2 separate regions of the Mus musculus genome follow, and region 2 is linked to region 1. A link is a loop called in an ENCODE intact Hi-C map of the cell type or tissue named here. Cell type or tissue: heart. All regions are shown on one strand.

Region 1 (5,000 bases):
TTAATGGTGCTCTGCTCTGCTTGCAGACAGGAGCCTAACATAACTGTCTTCTAAGAGGCTTCATCTAGCGACTAAAGAAAACAGATGCAGAGACCCACAGCCAAACAGTAGGCAGAGCTCAGGAAATCTTGTGGAAGAGTCTAGGGAAGGGTTCAGGGGAGCCAGAAATGTCAAAGACACCACAAGATGACTTTCAGAGGCAACTAACCTGGGCCCACGGGGGCTAACAGAGACTAAACCACCAACCAAAGAGCATCCTTGGACTGGACCTAGGTCCCCTACAAATATGTAGCAGATGTGCAGCTTGGTTCTTGTGTGGGCCCCCCCAACAATTAGAAGGGGTGCCATCTCTGACTGGGACTCTGTTGCCTCCCTTTGGATCCGTTTCCTCTAGCTAGGCTGCCTTGTCAGGCCTCAGTGGGATGTGCTTAGTCCTGGTGTACTTAGTCCTGCTGAGACTTGATGTGCCAGGCCTGGTTGGTACCCAGATTGGGGGTAAGGACTACCCTTCTCTGTAGGAAAGGGAAAGGAAAAAGGAGAAGGGAGTGAGAGGGTGGAGTGGAAGGAGAAGGGGGAGTGGGGTTGAGATCGGAATATAAAGTGAATAAATAAAGAAGTTAATGGGAAAAAAAGAGAGGTCTCTCTGCTTGGGGCTACCTGACTCAATAACCTCTGGCCTAAGGCAATTTGAATAATTCCCTAAACTAGCATCAATCTCTCTCTTATCCTGAAGGTGTCTTGTTCAGCTCTCAGTCACCAGCTCCAAGTCTGGGCATAACTGCTAAACAAAAGATGTTCATTTTGCACGCGGGCAGTGGTGGCACACACCTTTGATCGCAGCACTTGGGAGGCAAAGGCAGGCAGATTTCTGAGTTCAAAGCCAGCCTAGTCTACAGAGTGAGTTCCAGGACAGTCAGGACTACACAGAAAAAGCCAAAAAACTTTCTCCCTGGAAAAAGCCAAAAAACCACCACCAACAACAACAACAACAAAAAAAAAGATGTTCATTTTGTGGGTGACCAATCACGCAGTCTTCTGGGGACAGATGTTTAAGTACAAAAAGGGGTAATCAGGCACACAGGGACAGTTGACCCTGCTATGTTTGTTTCTTATCTTCCTCTGTCTTTCCCTCACTTAGTTGTAAACATATCTGTACTTCCTGGGAGAGAGCAGTGGGAGACTGGAAGGCCCCCAGGAAAGGGCTAGCCCCATCACAATTGGCCATGTGCAGAACTCTGCCTAGTCAGTGTTTCACAGTCCATACTGGGCAGGGTCATCAAAGAGAATGCCAAGCCTAAACGCCACTCCACAGCTGCTGGCCTCCAAAATGATCTCTCTTCGGGTGCTCTGAGCTGAAGCATGCCGTCCACAAAAGCATCCCGTGGTTTCTCCCTCTGGCACTGAACTATGTGTAAGTCAGTATCAAAAAGTAAAAGAAAGAAAAAAAGTGCAGGCAGGGAAGACATTTCTATAAAGTAAGGGGTGTGTGTCTATGTGCGTGTGTCTCTGTGTGTGTATCTGTGTGTGTGTGTGTCTGTGTGTGTGTCTGTGTCTGTGTGTGTATCTGTGTGTGTGTGTCTGTGTGTGTCTGTGTGTGTTTGTGTGTGTGTGTGTGTGTGTGTGTGTCTGTGTGTGTGTGTGTGTGTGTGGTGTAGATGGGAAATTAGGACATCCTGCTTCATCACTCTGTCAGCCTTTCACTGGGAGCTTGGGGCTAGGCTGGCAGCCAGCAATCCCCAGAGATCCTCTTGCCTGCCACCCTAACATGGCTGTTTTCAGGTTTGTGTGCATTTTTTTTTAATGTGTGTACTGGAGATCCGAACTCAAGTCTTCACACTTGTGGAGCAAACACTCTTACCCACTGGGCCATCTTTCCAGTCCCAGGAGGTGAGATGGTTCTTCTCTTCTTCTCCCGCCATCCTCAAGTACTGGTGGCTGCTGAAGAAGGTTAGTTCCACACACTTTCCAGACTCTCGGGGACTCTTTCCAACTGCAGCTCCCAGACATGGTGGGCCTGGCATCCATACAGGATCCAGACATGAACCCTGAGGGTGGTGGGGACAATCTGTTTGAGGGGAGAGGTCTACATACACTGTGAAGCAGACCGTCAGGAAACCCTGCCGTGAAGTAGATCTAAATCCCCCACCTCTAACAACACTCTCCCACTTTCTCTTTCCTGTCAATATGCTATTATCTCCAGTGGCTCCTGTCCTCCCAAGAAAAATGAGGCAGGAAATAGACAGTGTAATAGGAAATGTGGAGAATACACATTTCCTGTCAACAATGTGCCTTACTAATAGGTCGTCAGATGAGTATTTTATTAGAACAACCATAATGACGGCAACATTAACTCCAGAGACAATCCAGGGAGGGTCTGAGTCAGAGCAGGACAAGGAGAACCTTGCCAAGAAACAGCACGGGTAGGGGCTCGAGAGCCACAAACCTCCCCGTTCTAATCTTAGATCTGGCTCCAGTTTCCTATTGGCCATGTGCCTGGACTGGACGGGGACTCTCTGTGTCCCCTCCTTTCTCCCTCTCTGGCCTCTGGTGGGTACCACTCCCCAGCCTCTATACCTCCCCAGGCTCCCTCTGGATGCCTGCTGATGAAAGAGCCCTAAGCAGATGACCACCCCCCCCCAAGGTACTGAGGACTCCCAAGGCTGTTATGAGAAGCAGCCTCCTTCATCTGCAGCGGTTCCTCCCAGCTCCTAGGCTTCATCAAGGGGAGGCTGATCTAACTGGAACCAGACACTTTCCCTGCCACACTCCCACAGAGCTGGGGCTCAGAGCCCAGGTCCATTGCAGCTTGCCTGGCAGCCCATGCAACGGATGCCATCCAGGGACACAGATGCCCCCAGAGTACAGAAGAGAAGGCAGCAGACTGCTGCTGTTCATGTAAGTGTCATGGTTGAAAGTGTCCCGTGCTAGAAATCCCCTTGGTAGTGCAACAGCATTGGGGTGGAGCCAATGAGGCTCTGTCCTTGAAAATGAATTCATGACATGGCCTTGGTAATGTCTCTGTATCTCAGAAATGGACTTGTTATAAAAGCATGTAATGGCAGGGGACGGGGTGGGGCTGAAGAGATGGCTTGGTGCTTAAGAGCACTAGCTGTTCTTCTAAAGAACCCAGATTCCATTCCCAGAATTCCCAGTACTCATATGGTAGCTCACAACCACTGTCTACAACTCCAGTTCCAGGAGATCTGATGTCCTTTTCTGACTTCCGCAGGCACACGGTTCACATGTGGTGCACAGGCAACACACACACACACACATTTACAGCCTTCTTCCTACTATAGGATAATACAGCATAAAAGCTCTGTCAGATGCCAGAACTATGTGTTTGGAGTTAGGCACCAAATTATTTTTTTTCATTATAAATTACCAGTCTCTAAATACTCTAAAATATACTCTAAAATAAACCATGAAAGCATGCCCCTTTCCTAGCTTTAGAGAATTCCACAGGCATCAGAAAGCAGACTCCCAGTGGTGAAGGCCCCTCTCATGAGCTGAATTCAGACCCTTTGACCCTGGATTCACAAAGTGTTGTAGACCTGTGACTTTGGTGAATGTCCACCTCCCCTGAAGGACTATGCACCCCACAGGGCAAGAGTCAGTCTAGCTTTGTTTACATCTTTTCTTGGAGTGTAAAGCTGCCACGACATTTTTAAATTGCCCAATAAATATGTGTCTGTGGGTACATGGGTCTGTGTGGCACACCTGCAAATGTATAACCTGTGTGTGGAAGCCAGAGGACAACATCAACAGGCACTGTCCACAGCAGGGTTTTTGTTTGGTGTGTGTTTGTGTGTGTGTGTGTGTGTGTGTGTGTGTGTGTGTGTGTATGCGTGTGTGCATGCTGCTGCATATGTGTGCAGGTCAGAGGACAACTCTGTGGCGTTGGCTCTTTTTTCCACCTTTACATGGGTTCCAGGATCAAACGCAAGCCATCAAGCTGTTTGGCACAAACTTCCGACCACTGAACCATCTCTCTGTCTGCTCCACTTTATCTTTTTGAGACAGAGTTTCTCATGGGTCTGGAATTTACTGATTAAGCGAGACTGGCTGGCCAGAAAGCCTCACAAATCCTCCTGTCTGCCTCTCCAGAGCATGTGTCACCACTCCTGGTTTTTATTGTTTGGGGTTTAAGCATAATTCTTATTTAGGTGTTTGCATCTGTGTGAGTTTATGTGCACCACATGCATGCAGTTCCCACGGAGGCCAGAGAGTAGTAGTTTCCCTGGAACTGGAGTTACAGCTGGTTGTGAGATGCTTGATGTGGGTGCTGGGAACTGAACCAACATCTTATGCAAGAGCAGTATACATTCTTGACTGCTGAGCAACTATCTTAACACACTTGCTATTGCCTTAGCATCTCATTTGTGTGTGGGACTGAGGCCCACTGAGTAGCAAACCTTCCCAAGAAACATGGTAAGTCTTTTCCTGCTTAAGATGGCATGATACCCAGAAACCAGTGCGTATCTCTGCTTCCAGAGGCAATGTGAATCTAGCTAGTTCTTTTGCTGATGGGAGCTGGAACGGAGAGGCATGGAAGGGTGACTTCCTTGCTTCAGGATTCAGAAGAGTATGCAGAAGGATATCAAGTAGGGATTACTGGTACAATGCCAGTTTCAGACTTCAGCTGATTTTGACATATCGAAGCCCACTCCATCGGGTTAGTAAGAAAAGAAAAATGAGCTAGGCATGGCGGCACACACCCTTAACTCAGCACTCAGAAGACCACGGCTGCAAGATTGGGAGTTCAAGGCCAGCCTGAACATAGCAAGTGTTCCATCCAGCCCTGAAAAGAGAATGAAAAGGCAGGCAGTTTGCATCAGCTACCCACCCACTCCACCCCACCCCCAAAAAAACCCAGAAACTTACTCTCTAGAATGGAGTCTATAAATAAACCTCCTAACTTAGTGAGAATCAATGGTTACGCAAAAGCAAGAGTAGGCTCTTAAAGAACAAAAGGATTCTCTACAGTAATCAACAACTCA
Region 2 (5,000 bases), 53 kb after region 1:
GTGGTATCTTACTGTGGTCCTCATTTGTATTTCCCTGCTGACTGGGGCTGAGCATTGAGTGAGTCTGTCTGCTCAGTGGCTGTTTGTACATCATCCTCAGAGAAGCATCTATTGGAGTCTGGTTACGTTTTTGAATTTTAAAGATTTTCATTTGAGTGTGTGTGTATGTGTGCACTTGGGGGTGAAGGGGGAACACTTGGAGATCAGAAGAGGGTATCAGACCCCTTAGAGCCGGAGTTAAGGTGGGTGTGGTTACTGGGAACTGAAATCAGTGCCTCTGGAAGAGCCGCCAATGCTCTTAACTGCTTAGCCATCTTTCCAGCCCTGGGTTTTTATTTCTGGTCTTGTTGTTTATGTTTGACATCTTTTGAGAAATGGCTAGAGTCACATGTTGATGGTAGCTAGAGTTAGTTTCTTAAACATGTTAGTACACTTGTTTTTATCTTGTGGGGTTGGCATGCATTGCATGGTACATGTATGGAGCTGAGAAGACAGCCTGAGGAAGTCAGTTTGCTCTTTCTGGGTTCTCAAGCTTGGGACCAAGGGCTTTACCCACTGAGCAATCTTGCCAGCCCCAAAGTATTAGCAGTGCAACCTTATCTGGGTGATTGCCAGATTCCCCTGACTTCAGGAGCAAGAGATGAGCCAAGAACCACATATATACCAGTCAAGTGTTCTACCCGCTGTGCTACGCCCCCCCCCCCCCCCCCCAGCCTGGACTCCATATTTTAAAATGCAGGTGGTCAGGCTGAAGTTAGAAATGATTTTTAGTTCTGAGTTCATAAGAAAGGGGGTAGTGTTTTCTTATTGTGATATCTGGTACATGTGCAGGGGTCTGAGACAACTTAGTCTACTCTTTTCTTCCATCTTTCCCTAGCCTTTGAGGATTGAACTCAGCTCCTCTGGCTAGGTAGCAACTTTGCAGGCTGAGGCATCCTGCAGGGCCCACGGTAGTATTTTTCTAAAGTGGAATTCAAAATCAGACTGCAGGAAAGCTGAAGAAGTAACAGGAAAGACAGAAAGCCAGCTGACTGTGGCTTCTTGGTGAGAATAGAGGACCACGAAGGGCAGAGATCTGAGAAACATAAAAATTCAGGAATTACCATAGTTAGGGAGGGCCAGGAAGCTGGCATTGGTGATACAGAAGCCCGGGTATGGACAAGATCGGTTTGCAAGCAATTCCCGGGCCCTGTGACCTTGGAATGAAGCTGCTGGGGAGAGGCAAACTCTTAAGAGGAAGAATCTATGAGAACACAAAGCCCTGGAAGATAGAGACAACTGGGTCAGAGGCGGGTGCACACCTGTGATTCGTTCACAGAACATTCAAGGGCAGCCCCAGGCCTATTGGGGGATGTGATGTGTTGGAGAGGGACCGTTCCCGTCTTGCCATTCAGAATAGTTTGACTATAAAACATAGAAACCTTAACAGTGCCAGTCTCACGGCCGTCATCTGGTGAGCAGTTTAGCAAACAGGCCGAGATAGAGCCCGAGAAAGGCTGCGCTCTCCAGAACGCACAGCGATGGGTTCAGGGGCTCGGAGGCCTCCAGAGCAGAGGCCCACCTCTTCTATAAATGCCTCTGGTCGCGAAGGGCGGGAGGAAGCCACCCATACCACACTCTACGTGGCTCTCTGAATGGCGGTCCCTGTGGTCTTCAAAGTTGTGACCTTGGACACCCCCTCTCAATCCAGTCGCTAGCCCAACATCTCAATCCAGTCGCTAGCACCCTAAAGATTTTTTAAAAAAAAACAATTGCATCCAAGGGCTCTGTTCAGCGCCACAGGGGTCCTTAGAAGACGCGCGCTTAAAGTCTGGTAATCCTGGGTCCCTGAGTACAGGGAAACGGCTCCCTTCCGGGGACAGCGCTCCAGTGTCGCGGGTCATGGCCAAGGAACCCAGCCCAGATGCTAACTAGTCTCGCGCTGCCGCTGTGTCCCATCGTCGTTAAGAGTCCTGATTCTAGTCGTAATGCTCCTAGACACTTGTGGACTCGTGATCACGAAAAGGCACCGCACGCACGACCCCCGGGCCCGCAAGGCCTCTAGAGAGCCTGGTGACCTGACCGAGGCAAGGCTTTCAAAATAGCCCCAGCGACATCCAGACAACAGAAAGACATTTCTAAATGTGTAAAAACAGTTGGCTTCTCGTAGCGAACACATCGTGGCAAGTTCCAGCACATAGACCAGTCTCCGCGCGCCCCGCAGCCAGCGCTACCTCCCTGGCTCGCTCTCCCGGATCTGGGATCTGGGAGCGCAAGTGCCCCCTGTGGCCGGCCCGCGCCTGACCTCACGAGCCTGGGACGGCACCCGTGGCCTGCGCGGGGCCCTGGAGGAAGTTGGAGCCTCGGGGCCGAGTAGAGTGCAGGTCGGCTGAGCGGGCGTGGTGGGGGCCTTATCGAGCCGGGGCTACCCCGGGGACCGTGCCGAGGCCCGCTAGAGCTCGCGTCTCCCCACGTGGCGTGCCCCACGTGGAAGGGGAGGAGAAGGAAGGAGGGTGAAGTCACCCCACCGGCTGCGGGACCCCTGCGCGTCCCCAGAGTCTCAAGGGAGGCGCGGGGCTGGGCCGGGGAGTGTCTGCCTTGCCCGGCCCCCTCGGCTGCCCGCAGCGCCAGTATGCACTTTCGTGTAGCTGCTAATCCCCGGAGAGAGCCGATTTGTAGTGAGAAGTATCTGTAGGGGCGAGACCGGACCATGTGGGGTTGTGTCATTGGTTTGCAAAGAGAGACCCCGCCTTTGAAGAAAAAAAAAAAAAAAGAAAAAGAAAACGAGTGTGCGAGGGGACCCTCACCTCGCCTCCCGCCTCGCTCCTGCGCAGCCGGAGGGCACCGGAGCAGCGGCCCGCGCCGCTTCCGTCCTTCCCTTTCCTTTTTCTCTGCGCTTTCCTCCTCCTTCCCGGGAGGAGAAAACAAATAAAGAAGAGCAAATAGCCGGGAGGCGCTCGGCTTCCAGGACCTTCCCTCCCCGGATCCAAGTTACAGCCAGCATCCTCTCGGGGGGTGAGAGAGGCGCGGGCCAGGGACCCCCAACGCAGCCCCCGCCAGGCCGCGGGGCTGGCAAGAAGGCGCGCGGCCAGGACGAGGGGGGGGGGGACTGGATCGGGAGCCGGTGGGCGGGGGAAGGGGGTGGGGTGGGTGGGGAAGTAGGAAGAGGCTCGGCGGCGACGGGAGGAGGAGGAAGGGAAGGAAGGGAGGGAAGGGAAGGCAAAGGAAGGGAGGGGAGGGCGGGAGGGGGTGGGGCGCGGAGCTGGAGAGATTAAGTTTTTGTGTGTGTGTCTCTGTGTGCGTGTGTCATTTTAAGGTGGCTCGGGAGCGGCCCAGAGGAGCCAGCTGCGGCCGGAGGAGCAAGAGACCGAGCTGGGAGCCATGCCGCGCTGAGAGGGGGGGCCGCACCACCAGCGCCACCACCACCACCGCCGCCGCCGCCGGGTGGGGTGGGAGGGGCGGGAGCCACCGCTACCGCCGCCGCCTCCCGGGTGGGCGCCCTTCTCCTTGGACGCCGGCGACCCAGGACGAGGTAAGGGCGGGGGTACCCGGGGAGGGCTGGGGCTGTCGCCGCCCCCGCCTCACCTGCGGCCGCTGGCTGGGGCGCCGTGCCCGCGCCTCACTGCGCCACTCCGGGAGAAGGAGGAGGGCGAAGGACACCGGGCCGGCATCCGAGGACATCTTTGGTCAGCGCCCCCAGCCCTGTGTCCACACACTACGCCCGGAGGTGGACCTCTGCCGGGGGGTTCTCGTCCTCCGCCCCTCGCCACCGATTGCGCTTGCTGGCCGCCCTTTGCTCCAGGATTTTTGTTGTTGTGATGAGAGTTGATGAATGCGAAGTAGGCGGTCACCTTCCTTCCCATCAGGATTGGGGAAAAAAAAAAAAAAAGGAAAGAAAAACCCGGCGCGCAGCGGCGTCCGGAGGGCAGCGGCGGCGGCGTCTGGCGACGGTTTCCTAGGCGCCCCGGGCTTGCTCCTGGAGCCCGGTGGGTGCGCGCGCGGGGGCCGCTGGCGATCTCGGACGAGCGCGCTGCGCGCCGCGGGGACAATACGGCCAGATCCCTGGGGATCAGGAGTCCGAGCATGACGGGGTGCGGCAGGCCTTGCGCCTGGGAGGCGGGCGGGCAGGGGGGAGTAGACACCGGGGTCGGCGGGGACAAGTCGGGGCGCGCGTGGCTCGGGGCCCCTGGGGGCGCGGCCCCTATCGGCCCGGGATCCCGCGCGGTTCTCCCAGAGTGTAAGTGAGAGGCCGGGAAAGACGCGAAGCGAATCCCTTTTGTTTTGCCGGCCCGGCATTGTTGGCTCCTTGGGGCAGCCGGGGCCACATCTGCCGCCGCCGCCGCCAGTGGCGCGCGGGGCTCGGCCCGCCAAAGTCGCGGCGGGGCGGGGGGCCGGGGCGGGCTGCAAGGGCGGGGGCGGGCGGCGCGGGCATTTCCTCTGCCCAGCCGCGCTCCCGCGGGCACCACTTCCTCCTCGCCCTCCGCCCGCTGTCCTCGGCGTCCTCGCCGGGACCGCACTTTTCGGGTGGGGCGAAGCAAAAAAGAAAGTTTCGTAAAAGGGGCTGGCTGGGAGCGCCGTGGGCACCGGGGATCTAGCGTGGCGCGGGGACGGTCCGGCCGCCGCAGTCGCCTCCTTGCGCCTGGGGTGTTTCGCGGAGCCGGATCGACCGGCGGGAAGAGCCTTTCTTCTCCGGCTCGCGCCCTTCCCTCTGCCTTGGGCGACTGAGGCCGGGCAGCGCGGGAGTGCCGGTGCGCCCAGGCCTTGCTTTTGCGGGAGGCCCCGCGGCGTGGCCGGTCGCCTGCAGCCCACGCTGCGCCCAGGGGCTAGGAGGCCGCGGGCCCGAGAGCTCGGCGCGGTCACCGCGGGCAAACCCTCGCGCGCACACACTCCCTCCGGTGGCTTGCTTAACGCCGGCGACTATAGTCGCCGACACGGAGAGTGCGTGTGCGCGCGTGTGTGTGGTACCCTTGCCCAGCCCCCACCCCCTACTTTTCTTAGATGCGGCCCAAGCAGCGGTTGGC

Evidence for each region. Hi-C counts contacts between places; a loop is a spot of excess contacts. Peaks named below come from ENCODE experiments on the same cell type or tissue, not always from the same donor. Only the 100,000 strongest peaks of a DNase experiment are listed, where the experiment ranks them.
Region 2: a loop joins it to region 1, with 4 times the contacts of the local background. A loop is called at or near these places in 2 of 42 quality-filtered maps.

The regions. Positions count from the first base shown.
Region 1 is chr7:133,174,416-133,179,415 of GRCm38, reverse strand. No RefSeq gene overlaps it. Among named protein-coding and RNA genes, the nearest start is that of Gm35567, 39 kb to the left of the region's middle. In heart, no CTCF peak of the experiment used is centred here; DNase peaks (open chromatin) are centred at 2,465 and 2,735; H3K27ac peaks cover 1,034 bases; H3K27me3 peaks cover 520 bases.
Region 2 is chr7:133,121,652-133,126,651 of GRCm38, reverse strand. Gm35364 reads right to left here and starts at 3,097. Exons shown (of 2, transcript XM_006508433.3): 1 at 2,787-3,097; 2 at 1-2,668. The coding sequence starts at 2,983. The coding sequence ends at 2,041. It also overlaps a transcript of Ctbp2 not described here. In heart, CTCF peaks have their summits at 2,257, 3,598 and 4,837; DNase peaks (open chromatin) are centred at 2,431, 3,211, 3,421, 4,111 and 1 weaker place; H3K4me3 peaks cover 4,023 bases; H3K27ac peaks cover 4,140 bases.